Linked DNA regions of Mus musculus: region 1 is linked to region 2. A link is a loop called in an ENCODE intact Hi-C map of the cell type or tissue named here. Cell type or tissue: left cerebral cortex. All regions are shown on one strand. Each heading gives the region's core, and the rest is flanking DNA. Links, peaks and the distances in the headings are about the cores only. Region 1 overlaps Galntl6 (UDP-N-acetyl-alpha-D-galactosamine:polypeptide N-acetylgalactosaminyltransferase-like 6). Region 2 has its middle 39 kb from the start of Aadat.

Region 1 (9,175 bases), core at 579-8,578, 1.8 Mb after region 2:
CCATAAATGTGAATATGTAGGATTTGCGGTCAGCATCTGTTTCAATCCTCTTGGTAAATATAAAGATAACATCTGGGGCAAAATATTTAGCTGTGACAGAAGACCAAACTGCTTCACAAAGTGAGCATCATAGAGGCCCCGACTGTGGTAACTGGAGATTCTTGCGTTTTTCTACCATTTAATGATGTTATTTGTGTATGTGTGTGTTTGTGTGTGTGTGTGTGTGTGTGTGTGTGTGTGTGTGTGTGTGTGTGTGTGTGTGTTAAACTTTATAATTGTAGTAAGGGTCTACAGGTTCTTCATGAAAATAAACTTTTAAAACATAACATTTAACAAAACTTCAGGGTTTCTTTCCTACAGAAATATTTTTTCACAGTTTCTAATGTCACATTGTCCCAAGGCAACAGTTAGTAAGAATGGAAATTACATGACTTGCCTTTTTCTAACAAACTATGTTGGCACTCTTCATCATTATGTTTTCTGAATGCACTCCTTGGAAATAATATGTCAAGTTTCAAACTCAAGTTTTTCCTACTATGCCATCAAACCATATTGAAATAAACATGAACAGAAGGTTTTTTATAAGATTGAAGTAGCCTATCTCAAATTAAATAATGCTCTGTGATCTGGATAGATGAATTTATTTTCAAAATGCTACCACCCATTTGAGGACTACTCAATATTGAGCCACTCACTACTTTACCAAAGTTCACACTTCTGCAATTGACTGACACATTTGTCAGAGTGATATTTCAAATATAAAAAGTCAAAGTTTAAAATTCAAATTAATTTCTGAAAATACTCTAACCGCATTCTTTGTACATCATGTGAAAAGAACTTCTCTAGCCACCTAAGGAAAATACGTGGCTTTTTACTTTATTTTCCCCCAAATCCAACTTCACCTTATCTATCATCAGAGAAGAAACTAGACAAGGGTAATTGAAGCTGCGTGTTTTCTTACTTATTGCACAGTTCACTGCATAGTGTTTGTGAGCTGACTATTGCATCCTGGCTGTATAACTGACGCACAAACAGAAGAAAAATGTCAAATGGCTAGTTCCTTTCTTTATTGGAGTTTATTTTCTGTATCTATGTGTATGTGCGTGCATGTATGTACATGTGCCAGTACATGTGTGTTTATATGTGTGCATGAATGAGGGACATCTGGGTTCTTTTCAGCTTCTGGCTATTATAAATAAGGCTGCTATGAACATAGTAGAGCATGTGTTCTTATTCCCAGTTGGAACCTCTTCTGGGTATATGCCCAGGTGAGGTATTGCTGTATCTTCCGGTAGTATTATGTCCAATTTTCTGAGGAATCTCCAGACTGACTTCCAGAGTGGTTGTACAAGCTTCCAATCCCACCAGTAGTGGAGGAGTGTTCCTCTTTCTCCACATCCTCGCCAGCATCTGTTGTCACCTGAATTTATGATCTTAGCCATTCTGACTGGTGTGAGGTGGAATCTCAAGGTTGTTTTGATTTGTATTTCCCTGATGATTAAGGATGTTGAACATTTTTTCAGGTGCTTCTCAGCTAAGAAGAAAGGATGGACTATCTAGAGACTACACTACCTGGGCATTCATCCCATAATCAGCCACCAAAACCAGGCACTATTGCATATGCCAGAAAGATTTTGCTGAAGGGATCCTGCTATAGCTGTCACATATGAGGCTATGCCAGTGCCTGGCAAATACAGAAGTGGATGCTCACAGTCATCTATTGAATGCAACACAGGGCCCCCAATGGAGCAGCTAGAGAAAGCAACCAAGGAGCTAAAAGGGTCTGCAACCCTATAGGTGGAATAACAATATGAACTAACCAGTACCCCCCAGAGCTCATATCTCTAGCTGCATATGTAGCAGAAGATGGTCTAGTCAGTCATCATTGGGAAGAGAGGCCCCTTGGTATTGCAAACTTTATATGCCCCAGTACAGGGGAATGCCAGGGCCAAGAAGCAGCAGTAGGTGGGTAGGGGAGCAGGGCGGAGGGAGGGTATAAAGGACATCTGGGATAGCATTTGAAATGTATATAAAGAAAATATCTAATAAAAAATAAATAAATGGGGCTGGTGAGATGGCTCAGTTGGTAAGAGCACCCGACTGCTCTTCCGAAGGTCCGAAGTTCAAATCCCAGCAACCACATGGTGGCTCACAACCACCCGTAATGAGATCTGATGCCCTCTTCTGGTGCGTCTGAAGACAGCTACAGTGTACTTACATATAACAAATAAACAAACAAACAAACAAATAAATAAATAAATAAATAAATAAAAAGGGGGTATACAAAAAATAAAAAATAAAAATAAAAAAATAAATGGGCTAATCAGAAAAACCCTGTCTCAAAAAACCAAAAATAAATAAATAAATAGATAGATAAATGAAAAACAACAATAAATAAATAAATAAATAAATAAATAAATAAATAAATAAATAAAATTGTTGAAATGATCTGGACCTCTGATGAGGAACTTTTATGATTTAAAATGCCATCACTTTAAAGGGACTTTATGTAGGAAAACATAATAGAGGGCTTGCATTTGAAATATTCCAACCCTCTGTTGGTGTTATCAAATATAAAGAAGAGTTCTTTTGTTGTTGTTAGTGGTGGGTTTTGTGTGAATGTGTGTTGTTGTTGTTGTTGTTGTTGTTGTTGTTGTTGTTGTTGTAAGAAATATTAAAAACAACCGGCAAGCTTCCTGAGCTACAGCTGGCCACTCTGTCCCTGCACTGTGCCACCAGGGTACTCTCTCTAGTTAGCCCCCACAGTGACCAGTAGCTGTGTTCCCAGCTCTGGTTCGCTTGTTTCTAGAGCTGCTAGTTCTTTCTTAGCCATAAACCCCTGCAATTGGTGGACCCACATCCAGTAACTAAGTAGAACCGACAAGTGCCCATGCACAATCCATCTACTTTCTGACCTGGTATGGTCCTGAATGGCTACTCTCTGCCTGCCAACTCTCCAGCAAGGCAGAGCTCCTGAGTTCCCTTCACTGTCACGCCAGCCCCACACAAAGACTATCTACCCCATGGTCAGACAACACAAAACCAACAACCCGTTAGAAACAAAATTCTAGAAGCTTATAATTAAAAAGTCAGACTTATATATCAATAAATTCTCAATTCACAAGATGCTGCTACAATAATTTCAGAAACAATTGATAAACATAAAAGCTGCCCACTCATATTAGACAAATTATCCCAATTATTCTAACCTTTAAGATATCATAACTACCTGTATCTATTTAAAACCATCCTGACACAGGTTCTTCTTCCTGTCCGCCAGCCTCCATCTTGGCCTTTCCCCTCTCTCCCCAGATGGTGTCTCTGCAACTCTTAAGGTCACCTCCCTTTTCTTTGTCCAATCACAGACCGCATGCTGCACTAATAATGTACTTGGACAGAGAAAATCGTGCCTCAGGGTGACTATGTCTGTTGTAGGTTAAAGCTTTATTTCCTGTCACTAGTATATCTGTCTTAACCATCTTTGTCATTGCTTGCCTTGGATTCTTGCTGTGAAGTTAAAGGGCTGCTGTTTGGCATCAGCATTGGCCGTCAGATGCCCTAAATTTTGTTGGTAAGCAAATTTACTTGTTGAGGTTCCTCTGTTGAATGGCATGCCTTCAACATAACTTCAGCTCTCTGGAGCTGTTTTTACATCTGAAGTCTGTGCTTCTGAGCTGGAAAGAACTTGACTTTGGGCCATTCCCACTGAATGGGCAAGCTTCAAGTTTCTAGAACTTTGCCCAGTGGGCCTTTCACTGCTTTGGCTTCCTTGCATTATATACTGGCTTCCATTCCTTTGAAAATGAAAGAATCCCACTAATAAGCTTATTACATGTAGCTGATATCTTAACTCAGAAAAAAAAATGTGATGAAAATCCCCTTGTCTTCTGACTACCAGATCTATCCATGAATATGCATATGTATATCTTGCTTTCCTTATCCCACTGCAAAAGATCGTATTGCCAAATTAGATCAGTCAGTGGCTCATTACTCTACTCCCACCATTTTTTATTATCTCATGACCACCACTTAAGGATTTTTTTCTTGAAATTATTTTATTTCTTCCTTCTCCACTTGAACAATATTAAATATTTCATTATCTCCAGATTAGAATTTTCCTTTGTGTTCTTCAGTTGCCATGAATAGTCTATCTTCTCAAGAACGGACCTTTTTTTCCCTTTCAAATGCTGAAGAGATTTTTTTCCCTCCATTTATCTTTTTTTTTGGGGGGGGGGTTCAAAACAGGGTTTCTATGTATAATCCTGGCTGTCCTGGAACTCACTTTGAAGATCATTCTGGCCTCGAACTCAGAAATCTGCCTGCCTCAGACTCCCGAGTGCTGGGGTTAAAGGCATGCATCACCACGCCTGGCCTTTTTTTTTTTTTTTTTTTTTTTAAGATTTTTTTAAAAACATTTTTATTTATTTATTATTATACGTACACTGTAGCTGTCTTCAGACGTACCAGAAGAGGGCGTCAAATTCCATTACGGGTGGTGCCATGTGGTTACTGGGATTTGAACTCAGGACCTTCAGAAGAGCAGTCAGTGCTCTTACCTGCTGAGCCATCTCTCCTGCCCCCCACCCCCCATTTATCTTTAAATGTTATAATTCCATATAATTTTACTTTTCATTGTTAGAATCTGTGCATTTAAGTCTTGGCCCATATTTTATCATGCAAATTCTAGTTAGCCTTTCTCTGATTGTGATCTTTACCATTACATGTGCAATAGTTAGCCCAGGTCCCTTTTACTTTACTTTGAAAACAAAGACTTTGCAGGTCTCAAACTTTCCCTTCTCCTAAGCATTTTATGAAAAGCACCTTCTAGAAGCTATGTAAGCAGTTGGCAGAAGCATCTTATTCTATCTTTGTTCATTTATCCCTACTGGCAGCACAAGCCAGGGACAAGGGGTCCCTAGTCTCCTCCTGCACAAATGTCAGGTTTGGTTTGATTGCCTTCCACTCATTCCTATTTATGCCAGCATACACAGATGGGCTAATGGGCCTCCTAAAGATGCTCAGCAGGAATTTTCCTTTCCAGCTGGAACTGAAGAATGCCGGCTTAAATATGAAAAGAAACCCACCACAATATAATTATTACATAGTTGGACTTATATTCTGAATATGCAAAAGGTCTTTTGCTACGGAATTTGTTATCTAGGTCAGGAAACATGATTAATGTCAGTTGTATCCCATCAATACTCCAAAACAAGTGTTGTAAGAGGTAGTAGATTTAATTTGGCCCCTATTCAACATAAAGCAGATTCTTCAAAATTAACAAGTTAATTTGTGTAAATGTAATCTATACATGTATTTCTCAGGAATTTCTCCCTATCTGCCAACAAGTGTCTATCTACCTCAGGAAATGGTTCCACATATGAAAGCTTTTCTAGGACAACTCATCTACAAAATCTCATGGCAGTGAATTTGATATTTTCCTTGACTAATTTAATCATTCCATAAATATTACTTGAAAATCTGCTCAGAGCCAGGCATGTGTGCCAGACATGATTCTTCCTGCTGTAACATGAGCAAAACAGAAAATGCACCTGCTTTCCAGAGAATTCTAGTGAGTTAGGCAAAAAATAGCATAAAAATAAGTAATTTATATTCATTTTTTTGTGATGGAATTCTTACAAAAAATCAGTTCACAAAGAGCTAAAAGGAAAAAAAATATGTGTACACTGGAGATTATTTTCTTAATTGTTGCTGCTCTGAATTTCCTAATACTATCATGTTGGAACAGGCTTGAAGATATGGAATGTGGAGCCACCTAGTGAAATATGTTCCTGGCAATGGAAAATAATTATCACTATCTCAGTGTTTAAATTTTTTTTTTAATTTTTATTTTTTTCTAAAAGGAGAAAAGGTGGTGTCGTGACTGGGGCCCCAGGAGGAGATACCAGTGAGTTTTCAGATCATGTTATTATTCACAATTGCTTAGTGGCCCACTGGAATGGGTACCGTAAAGCAACTCAGATATAAATAAATGGAAAAATCAAGGACCAAGGATAAAACAAGTAAAAAAAAAAATAAGTAGTGGAAGATATTTTGATAGCATGTTATTTGATAATCCACAAATCCTAGAGACCACAAAATCATTTTGTTGCACAATTCTTTGATAATACATTAGGGTGGCACATGGTTTATCTTGGAGGATGCATAATTATATTACTTTATGTTATATGCACATATACAAGATAGCCCTGAAACTCTATTTCCTGAGATGATCCCAGAATCTCAAAAACTATTCATAGAGGAGTACAATATGTTCAGGTAAAATTTATAGAGAGTGTAAGCATTAAACTGTAGTTTAAAAATCTATCTTTAAATGCAGTGTCTTAAAGGTTATCTATAGTCACATTTCACTGTATGAAGTATAGTCAACTTGAGGCAGGTGATGTTTGTGGGAGCCCAGAGGGGCTGGATAAGATATTAGTTACATGTTCCTCAATTCCTTGTATCTAGGTCTCTTTGACTTTAGAGATAGGAAGTTTTATTTATTTTGCTCTAGAATATGACTTTAATTGTAGTTCATTTCTACACTAATGAAATTATGGCATCTTTATTAAATTGTGATTGTATTAGTATTACATTCCAAATGAACTTCATTGGTTTCTTGTTTTTCTTTCTTTCTTTTCTTTTTTTTTCACATAAATTACCACAAGAAATAAGGCTCAAGTTCAAACTGATGGTTTTCTGTTGGTGGAAGGACCATTTGTGGTTTACTTTACTCACCATATTCTGTATATTAATATAATATCTTTAATTTTCTTCACTCTTTGAAAGTTCAAGAATACATTTAATATATTGATTGCTGTATTGGCTTTCTGTGATTGGCCTGAAGTTGAAAGCAAACTTAAAAACCAAGAAACCCTTCACATATTTGTCATAACTTGGTGATTTGGGGCAAATGCCAAAAACCTTCTTTTTGGCTTGCTATATGTACCACTTCACATGGCTTGCTGATGGAATCAACAGCACTTCTGTGACATAATGGGCGATCTTTTCCTGGGCTTTACTGATGCCATATTAGTTCAATTATTTTGTATCCACTTAGTCACGTGTTCTTACTTCCTGATTTATGATCTACCTTCTTCTGCCATTTACACTTGAATTGTAATTTTCAGATTTTTCTTTCCTTTGTATCCATCAGTTATATTCATCATGATTTAATTTGTTTCACAATGTCACATGTGACCTAAAATACTAGGACTTTCAAAGTTGTCTCAAATGCCTATCCTTAATGTATTAATATTTAAAATATCATAGTTACTTGATATCTACTCTTGACAATCTGGAAAACATCTAAAACTTCTAGAACATGACAAACTCTGCAGACCCATCTAATAATCTACTGCCTACACTTCAAACTTTCCATTTCCCAAATGAAACATCTATTCATTTAGATGGTAAGGCCAATCCTTAGACTCCTCAATTTGCTTTTTGACCCTTTATCCAATACATCATTAAGTCCTGCCAGATATAATTCCAAAACACATCTGATACCTGACCATGTTCCACTGAATATATGCACAACACAGATTGAACTTGTGTTTTAGTTTCTTCTTCCTCCTCCTCCTCCTTCTCTCATTTTTTCTCTTGTCCTTGCCCTTGCCCTTCTTCCTTCTCCTTCTCCTTCTCCTTCTCCTTCTCCTTCTCCTTCTCCTTCTCCTTCTCCTTCTCCTTCTCCTTCTCCTTCTCCTTCTCCTTCTCCTTCTCCTTCTCCTTCTCCTTCTCCTTCTCCTTCTCCTTCTCCTTCTCCTTCTCCTTCTTCTTCTTCTTCTTCTTCTTCTTCTTCTTCTTCTTCTTTTCATCTTCTTTTTCTCCTCCTTTTCCTACTCCTCCTCTCCCTCCTTCTCTTCCTCCTCCTCTTCCTCCTCTTCATTTTGATAGTTGGAGGTCAGAAGGATTAGGAGTCATACTGGGAAATGAGTTTAGTGCCTTATGTAAAATTCTCAAATAATAAAAAAAACATGTTATTTTGGAAAATGTATCTTTATCTTTCTACCAGTAAAATCTCTGCCCATGGTACCATAATTTCCTTACTGCATGTACTATTCAACATAACCTTATCTCTCTATTCTGTTTCCTGGATAGTACAGCTTTGATTCACATATCCAAAACATTCTCTCTTTAAATTACAAAGTATCATAACTCCTGTACTTCAAAACATATATGATAAATGAAAGTCTCACTTTATTTTTTTGTTCAGTTCTTATTCATCCCCAGCTATCCCCACTCTGTTTTCAGTGAATTCAGTTTGGTGATAACAGATTCCTATCTCAGGAGCTCTGCAGTTGCTATATGTATCCTTTGCATTAAGTCATCTATTTTTAGAATTTCACAAAAGGGACTTTTTTTCTGTTGTTTTGTTTTATTGCAACTGAGCAGTTGTACGTTTGTAAGACTGGTCCTGAATACATTATTTAGCCTAGGCTGCCTTCACAATTCACTTTACCCTTACTCTGTTCCTACCACCACGCCAGGCATTCGCTTTGGGGTCTGACTAAATAGCAATTCAAGAGAAGATTCCATAGACATTAGATTCTTAACCACACTATTTTTCCCTTTGGAAACAAGATCACCCTGTAACTTGAGATCATTCTGTTTTAGTCTCCCTTCTTCTGGGATGACAGGCATGTACCATTGTCCTCAAAAATTTTTCTTTGTAAAAATACTATTTTTGCATATATTATGTTTATGTTTAGAAAATAACACACATGCTCTGCAGACATTTTCAATCCTAACTTTTATTTCCAGAAATGGAAATGTTCTCTTGAATTTCTGACCAGTGACAACAAGCCTTACATATCTCTTCTGCATCAATGCAAAGCTAGAAAAGGCAGAGAAGGAGAAGAGCAGAGGCAGCACAAAGAGAAACTCACAGGAGTTAGTAAATTACTTAGCCCTAAATTGTACTTTGTCCTGGTGAGTTAGCAAACTCTGAAAATATACTGTCTGCTTTTAAATCTCTAGAGATTTGAAATTATAGTATATGGCATGAAGCTATTCAGTCCATTCATACAACTCATTTGACTCTTTCTTAACTAATCATCTAGGCTGTTTTTTGCAGATGTAGAGTTGTTGGAGGAAAAGCTTTCTTTAGGTAAAAATGAACATTTCTAAGCAACATGTTTCAGGTTATGTGTTTTGCACTAATGCTACCTTTTGG
Region 2 (9,175 bases), core at 355-8,354:
GATTTGCCTGCTGCACTTTTCTGGCTATGAAGCTCTACAGATATCGGAAGTTTAATGATACCAAATATATCACTCATTTTTATGCTTCTGCTGAGTATTCTATTACAGTGATCAGAAAAATAACTAAGAGCTTGTTCTCAGTTTATGTCCTAGACTCCAGGAGGGGTTGGAGGAGGGAGATCCATGCACAAGGAGAAGGACTGGAGTGGGACCAATATTATGAAGGATGCTTGATAAAGCTTCAAGGAATCACATTTTATATTTACTTAACTTATATTTGTATCTATCTATCTATCTATCTATCTATCTATCTATCTATCTATCTATCATCTATCTATCTATCATCTATCAACTATGTATGTATGTATGTATGTATGCATGTATCTTTCTATCTATCTATCATCTATATCATCTATGTCTGTCTGTATGTATGTATGCATGTATGTATGTATGCATCTATCTATCTATCTATCTATCTATCTATCTATCATCTATCTATCTATCTATCTATCTATCTATCTATCTATCTATCATCTATCTCATCTATCTCATCCATCTTATCTATCTATCTATCTATCTATCTATCTATCTATCTCTATCTATCTATCTATCTATCTATCTATCTATCTATCAATCTATCTATCTATCAATCATCTATATCATCTATCTATCTATCTATCTATCTATCTATCTATCTATCTATCATCTATCAACTATGTATGTATGTATGTATGCATGTATGTATCTTTCTATCTATCTATCATCTATATCATCTATGTCTGTCTGTATGTATGTATGCATGTATGTATGTATGCATCTATCTATCTATCTATCTATCTATCTATCTATCTATCTATCTATCTATCATCTATCTATCTATCTATCTATCTATCTATCTATCTATCATCTATCTCATCTATCTCATCCATCTTATCTATCTATCTATCTATCTATCTATCTATCTATCTATCTCTATCTATCTATATCTATCTATCTATCAATCATCTATATCATCTATCTATCTATCTATCTATCTATCTATCTATCTATCTATCATCTATCTCATCTATCTCATCCATCCTATCTATCTATCTATCTATCTATCTATCTATCTATCATCTATATCATCTATCATCTGTCTATCTATCTATCTATCTATCTATCTATCTATCATCTATCTCATCCATCTCATCCATCCTATCTATCTATCTATCTATCTATCTATCTATCTATCTATCTATCATCTATCTAATCTTGAAGTTATGCCTGACATTGCTCCCCATAGGAGTCATAGTCTAACAAATACCGCAGTACCAGTCACGAGAAGCTCACAGTTGTTGATAATGGTAGTCCAAGTGACTCCTCAAAATACTATAGGCTATTGCTGCAGCCTTGGCTACCGACTCCTCAGAGATTGAAGAACTCGATCTGACCTAAAAACCTCCTTCCTGTGCTCTTGCTTTCATAGGACCAGAAAGTACCATGTATGCTGCCAAGCAGGAAAGATTGTGCTATCCATCTGTGACACCTTTGAACTATGACAATGACCAGCATAGGAAGATACCTATTAAGGTTAAATACTGACTCATATCTTGGTGGTAATCAACACCTGTATAATAAGGCCCACTCAATAAGAGAGAAATTATGCCTGGATTTGGAAGCCTAGCCAACTACCCAGAGATAGATCATGGATTTTAGAAGATAATCTACAACTGTCACTTTATCAGACCCCTGTAATTCTTAAGCAATTACTTATTCTTATACAAACAGATAAGTGTAGCTTCCAACCCCTCATGGTAAAAAGCTTCTCTTTACAGTGACTATTACAAGAAACCACAGTAGGGCATAATTCAGAGATTAATGAATTATCACCCAGCCCCAATGGGTACATTTACAACACAATTCCTCCAGCTAAGGCTAAGGAAAATTGAAGAAGAGAGAGAGAGAGAGAGAGAGAGAGAGAGAGAGAGAGAGAGAGAGAGAGAGAGAGAGAGAGAGATATCACAAAGATAATAAAGACCAGAGGACTAGGAGTAAGATCGTGACTTCTAGAAATGACAAGGAAGCTTCACCCATGATATGTCAATAATGTGGCTGCCTAAATTAGATCAGCACAATGTTCACATCAGTAGATATGCTAACAGAGAAGGAGAAAATCTCACGGGATTCCACCCCTAGGGAAAGAACTACAAGGGACTAGTGACTGCTGTGAGAGAGAATTAGTCTCTCTTATGGATGAACCCTCTAGCTGATTATCTAAGACAAAATGGCCAGCCCTGGAATCATATACAAATGATCTACACTAAACGGACTCAGCAGCTTATATTTATACATTTATGTATATATAATATAATAAATATAATATAATATAAATTTATTACTCAAAAGAGGCCATCAATTTAAGAGGAGTGAGAGAAAGATGGGGGAGGAGTTTGAGGGAGGACAGGAAAAAAGGAAGTGATGTAATTATATTTCAATTCATTTTCTTTCAAATCTAAAAAAGGAACTGTCACAGGAAAGAAACGGCTTCTTTGAGGTTATTTCTTGTCTTACTGGGCTTGAGAATCAGCAGAAACCTAAGCACTAGATCAGAATGACCAGGTGACTGTTGTCTGGTGCTTCACAGTTTTCCTGCTAAAGAATTTTATTACCATGATTCAACTGTGTGTAACATTTCATAATCCTTTTTGGGGCAGGCATCTAGTCACTGTGCTGTTGCTGTGAAGAGATACCATGACCATGGAATCTCTTACAAAGAAGAGCATTTTATGAGGGTTTGCTTAAAATTTCAGAGGTTTAGTTGGTTATCATGGAGGGGAGCATGGTGGTAGGCAGGCAGACATATTGCTGGAGAAGCTGTTGAGAGTTCTACATCCCAATTTACAGGCAGCAGAAAGAGAGATACTGGACCTGGCTTGGGCTTTTGAAATCTCAAAGCAGCACTCCCTATCAGTGACATATTTCCTCCAACAAGGCTACACCTCCGATTCCTTCTCAAATAGTGCCCTTTTCTGATGACCAAGCATTCAAATAACAGCCTGTGAGGGCCACTCTTATTAAAATTACCACACCCATTCCCTGAGTTTCGATTTCTATGTAGAATTTCTGTGTGTTTCTTGATTGGCAAACCTTCTGCAAGGATTGGAGATAATACTTCTGACATCACCAGTCCAGTGCTTAGTACATCCAAGAAACTTATGAATGGGGGTCTGGAGATGGCACCATTGGTGACGTGTTTGCTGTGCAATTGTGGGGTTCCGAGTCTGGATCTGTAGAAACCACTTAAGAAAATAATCCGGCCTTTGCACTGCACATGCAATCCCTGCACTGGAAGGGTGGAGACAGGCTGCTCCTGGATCTCACTGGCCAACAAGTCTAGTGGGATGAATGAGCTCAAGGTTCAGTGAGGGAACCCTGCTTCAAAAATAAGGTGGAGAGTGACTGAGGAAACACGACTTGACTCCTGGTCTTCATAAGCATGCACGCACATGTATTCAAACTCGCATGCACTCATGCACAAATGAATATGTACATACAATACTACATGCCCAGAAATTCAGGAATGTTAGCATTTTTCTTAGTTTTGGACTAAGAAGGACTAAGTCTCCCTGGACCATGCATCTTGCTTCAAGAACCCTGTATTGCTGTTGTTCTTGTTGTCTAAAATGGGGTCTCACTTTGCAGCCCTGTCCTGGAACTTCTTTTGTAGACCAGGCTAGCCTTGAACACCCAGAGCTCTGACTGAAGCTGAGATTAAGGGTCAGTGTCACCATCCCTGGCTAACAGGTCATCTTAACTTCAATGGCAATAGTGTTTCGGTAGAGGGCATTGCTACCTATCCCTTGGATGCAAGAGAACAATTTGAAAAGGACCACTTGGATTTGAAGTGAGCTGTCTCAGAGGAAAAAGGGTATAGAGAAAGAAAGCTGACCTTCTGAGTTCTACTCCAGCATGCATGTTGTATTGCCGACGTTTATCTATTAAGCTTTCTTTTTAAATTCAGTTTCCTTATACCCAAAACCACTGAGTGGGTCATAAGATTGGGTAGGTTCTAGTCATCTGTGCTGGCTGTCAACTTCCATTGACAGGTCCGGGAGAGAAGATGCGTTTACAGGCTTGAACACTAGGTGGCTCTCCCGGACTGGTTTGCAGCCCCGGTAGTTGGGGATGGTGTTTCTGGCCGAGACAGGCATTTGATTGACTGTTTCTCAGGCTCTCACTCATTTTCCTCTTGCCCGCTTCTGGTAATCCTCACTCTTTTCCTAAGCCTCATTCTCTTTCCTGGGATCTCTGCTTTATTAAGAACAGACTCGTTGGATCTCCCCTCTTCACTGCTTTGTAAAGCCCAAGGGTTTTCGCTCTGCTTTTCTGCGAAGCCTCTCACAGTGTGCCGTATCTCATTTATAGTCCAATTCAGAATACCTTATATACAGTGTGGCAAGTCACAGATTTATTTGTTGAACAAAATGTTGTTACGTTTCTATTTTGTGTGCCAGAAAGGCTCGTATTTTGATGTGAAAACTCAAGCTTTTTGCCTCCACTTCATTTGGAGGAACTCTTCGGGTTAAATTGAAATTTCTCTAGTCTTTCTTTACCCAATAGAGTGTGCAGGATAGAGCATTTTTCTAAAGAGCATGTGTTCTCTATCTAAAAATCATAATAAATGTGTCCAATGTTGCTGATACTCTGGGGATGGATACCATCGTGTCCACTGTAAGGAGAAGCAGAGGGAACGAGATCTAATGACATTGAGAGGAAGGACATGAAGCTACTAAGTAGACAAATGAGACATAGGTAGATGGATGAGCCTGGCTGAGCAACCCCACTTCCATACCTCTGATGGATAAAGATTGGTCTCCCTGTGGCTTAGGGATGCCCCAGCTAAGCCAGATATCCCAGATAAGCAGTCATTACTGTCATCAAATGGAGACATAGGTGCTCATCATTTAAAACTCTCAGCTGTAATCATCAACTAATGTGCAGACTGAATATTACCAGCAACATCACTGTTTACACGTGGAGCTGACACAAGTTTTGGCACAAGCAGACTTCTTTTGCTTGGCGATGCTATTAGGAAATAGTAAGCTTGAGTGACCACTTTTGGCCATAGCTCTGCGACCTTGGAAAGGCAAGAGGTAAGTGCCACTGTATTACAGAGGAAGCTGCGGGAAGAGCCATCATAAAGACACATGGATGAGACTTTGTTCTCCTACTTCCTCCTCATGTGCCTTTCTTTTTAGAGCCAGATAACTAGGCCAGTCTTGAACTCAAGATCCTCCTGCTAACCCCCTCATTGGGCTGAGATTACTGGTAGGTATCATCGCACTGGTAATCTGATTTCTGTTTATAGGGAAGAATGGGTGTTGTGGGTTGATGTTAAAGTCAGAAATTAAATACACTGGTGAAAGTATTTTCATTTGAAAATACCTGAAACAGAAAATTCATTCAAGATAAAGTTACCTATCTTAAGATAGAGTTCAAGTATATTTAGACAAAAGCAATGTAAAGGGAAAGGAGTTTATTCTGGCCTGTACAGTGGCGTTGTTTACGGTGATGGTGTACTGGAGGCCGGCGCCATCTTTTAGGCGCCTGGCTGCCTACAAAAAAATCCACAATGCACTTGTCTGGTTTATTTACCATGTTGAATCCCAGGGCCACCATTTATCTTTTCCTGCATGTCTATGTGTGCCACATCCTCTTTATGCATTCTTTCACTGATTCCACAGCTAGGGCTATGTCAGAGTTTCCCCATGAACACCAGCGTGCCTCATCTCTGCTGTGTTTGATTCCTTTGGGTGTAGACTTAAGAGGGATTTAGTAGTACCACATGGTGGCTCTGTGTTTAACTGTTTGAGAGAACACTGACTTCTGTAGTGCCTGCACTGTGAGATTACCAATAGGTTCCAATAAGGGTTCCTGCCTCCAATACACCCATCCTTGCTATCATTGGTTGTCTTGCTTGCCTCCCTCCCTCCCTCCTTCCCTTCCTTCCTTCCTTCTTTCCTTTGTTCCTTTCTGAGATAGAGCTTCACTATGTAACCCTAGCTGACCTGAAAGTTGCTATGTAGACCAGGCTGGCCTGGTACTCACAGAAGTTGATCTGCCTTTGCTTCTTGAGTGCTGCAATTAAAGGTCTGTGCCACCATGCCTGGCCTCATTTGTTTTCCTAAGGATAGCCCATCTAACAAGGGTGGATGGAACCTGAGAGCAGTTTTGGTTTGCATTTTCTTTGTGGCTAAGAATGCTGAGCCTTTCTCATAGGCTTAGGGTAAACTACACATCTTTCATGATTAAATCCTTTACCACCCGTTGATAAGATGATTTGTGTTTTTCAGTTTTTAACTTTTAAGTTGTTAACATACAGTTTCTGGTTACATAGCTAGCTACAAACACTAACATACTTTTTAAAGTTCATTTTTTCTTCATAAAAATTACCTTTGGGGATGGACCATGTAGAGACTGCCATATCCAGGGATCCACCCCATAATCAGCATCCAAACGCTGACACCATTGCATACCCTAGCAAGATTTTATCGAAAGGACCCAGATGTAGCTGTCTCTTGTGAGACTATGCCGGGGCCTAGCAAACACAGAAGTGGATGCTCACAGTCAGCTAATGGATGGATCACAGGGCTCCCAATGGAGGAGCTAGAGAAAGAACCCAAGGAGCTAAAGGGATCTGCAACCCTATAGGTGGATCAACATTATGAACTAACCAGTACCCCGGAGCTCTTGACTCTAGCTGCATATGTATCAAAAGATGGCCTAGTCGGCCATCACTGGAAAGAGAGGCCCATTGGACTTGCAAACTTTATATGCCCCAGAACAGGGGAACGCCAGTGCCAAAAAGGGGGAGTGGGCAGGTAGGGAAGTGGGGGTGGGTAGGTATGGGGGACTTTTGGTATAAGCATTGGAAATGTAAATGAGCTAAATACCTAATAAAAAATGAAAAAAAAAAGATAACATACATCTATAAGAAAAAAAAATACCTTTGGGAAAGGAACTGATATTAGTTTCCACTGTCATTAAACTGTTAAACTGTTTCCCCCTTTTCTTTGTTTTACATTTTACTCATTCATTCTTATAAGGGATGTTCAGTGGAAGGTCCTATAGTGGCCTTTACCTTGTATTTTAGGGAGATAGCTGTCAGACAGTCATTCTTTCCATTTTAGATGTGAATCCTTCATGGGTATGAGGTACCTTCCTCAACAAAGGTTCTTCTTTCAGGCAGTAGGAGCTAAGAACAGTGCCTGACTGTGATGGAAAGAATGAATGAATGAATGAATGAATGAATAAATGAATGTATTTTGATGATGTAATGCCTTCTGAGGATTGCAGGATATCCCTCTATGAATAGCAGGCCATGTACAATCAGAGTCACAGGGCTTCACAGAGAGAAAGTGAACTCCTGCCTGGTCACTGTGGCTTTCCTCCTAGGGCAAGCTAATGATGGGTGGAAGGAAGCTCAACTGTAGGATTTGTCCAGCTCAAATTGAGTTAGCCTTATTTTAAGATTCATTAGGTTTTTAGGTGGGAATGGAATGATCAGCTAACAAAAATCAGCACCCAACATCAGCCACCAGACTATTGGCAGGTGTTTTAACTCTGTGTACCCCAAGGAAGGAAGGACCAGAGTGAAACTGTTGGAAAAATAGATCTTTCTTTCTCAGAATGTAGAGGTTGGCCTTCTAGAAAGATGTTTAGACTAGTTAAGTTCTTAGTTAATGGAGGGATTGAGTTGCCTCTAAAGACAGGACCAGTAGACCTTGAGCCAACTGAAGCTTAAATTGTGATTCAGAAAAGTGACTCATACACTAGTCACTCAACATTTACTGATTAAACTTTCTTCTGATATTACAAATGATGCTCAAGCTATTAATTGATCAGGAAAATAAAGATTTGACTATGCATTTATCCAGATTTGTGGAACAATTTGCATAATGCCCTAATTATCTATTTGCCCATAAATCAAGAGAAATGGATATGTAAAACCCAGCTGACTACCTGTTTATTCTGAAGCCAGCATTCCCTTCAATGGCATCTCAATGGAGCCGTTTACCCAGGCATGTTGTTTTGTTAATGTCCTTACTGCTACTGGTGTGCAGATTACAATAGTTATCTTTCAAACCGAATTTTTGTCTGTCTGTGAAAGTCCAAATTGGATGGAACAAGGATCAATAGAGTATCCAACTAATACATTATAGTACAAATGAAATGAATCATGGGAAACGAAATGACTTCTGACAAATACAGAGATGAATGCGGCCGCACAAGACTTCAGGATGTCATTTGAAATTGATATTGTACAGTAGCTACTTGCAGCATGAACTTTAATATCCAACTCTTCCATGTCGCAGGTGTTCATTAATTTTATTTCTATAGATGCTGGGCATTGGGAAATAGACTGCCCTCTACATTTCTCACTCAGTTACTAATTCAGAGATTTTTTTTTTGTTGCAACTCACAGAAAGTGAAGAAGAAAGATATTTCTTCTAGAAGTCTCATTTTTATCTCAGTGACTAACCAGAGTTAGAGATTTAATTTTTCTCCCTATTTTTCTTATACAAAAATAATATATTTTGAAAACTCAGGATAGAATTTGAAAACATCCCTTGCAGAATGAGATTAATTTGAAGGCTTCATGGTAAAAAATAAATCCTATTCAGATATTGATAGGTTTATGACAGAGTTATATAGTTTAATAACCCACCATAAATTAAAATTAGTGTAAGGCAATATGCCCTGAGGATTAGTATTAGTCTTAGTAATGCAGTTCACCTGCAGTAGTTGCAAAGTATAGAGGCACAGTTGTTTACCTTTGTTATCATGTGGCTGGCTGGGAACTCTGGTTTCCCATTGCACAGCATTTCGTAGAAGTATTATATTATCATCACCGAAGAAAAATGAAAATGCAAAATCTGAAGTATGATTTCTACTGGAAGCATCTCCTGTTTGCAACATCTTAACTCTGATTTAGACAGCAGCAATTAGGTGAGTTAAACTTCTCCTCTTTAGAAATTCACAGAGTTGTAATATGCTCTAGTAGACAGTACCCTCTGAGAAGGATGAGGACAAATAGACATTTTCTTGAAGATCAGATTTTAACAAGGATTTTTATAAAACAGATTAAAATGCTTATAGATAGTATACTTTAAAAAGCTTTACTGAGGAATAA

The links. Hi-C counts contacts between places; a loop is a spot of excess contacts. Peaks named below come from ENCODE experiments on the same cell type or tissue, not always from the same donor. Only the 100,000 strongest peaks of a DNase experiment are listed, where the experiment ranks them.
Region 1: a loop joins it to region 2, with 3.0 times the contacts of the local background. A loop is called at or near these places in 3 of 42 quality-filtered maps.

What each region holds. Positions count from the first base shown.
Region 1 is chr8:58,665,076-58,674,250 of GRCm38, reverse strand. All of the region lies in intron 1 of Galntl6 (UDP-N-acetyl-alpha-D-galactosamine:polypeptide N-acetylgalactosaminyltransferase-like 6), which reads left to right. Among named protein-coding and RNA genes, the nearest start is that of Gm15881, 31 kb to the left of the region's middle. In left cerebral cortex, for the core only: a CTCF peak has its summit at 5,765; a DNase peak (open chromatin) is centred at 4,951.
Region 2 is chr8:60,462,088-60,471,262 of GRCm38, reverse strand. No RefSeq gene overlaps it. Among named protein-coding and RNA genes, the nearest start is that of Aadat, 39 kb to the left of the region's middle. In left cerebral cortex, for the core only: a CTCF peak has its summit at 4,123 (motif pointing right); a DNase peak (open chromatin) is centred at 4,163; H3K4me3 peaks cover 468 bases.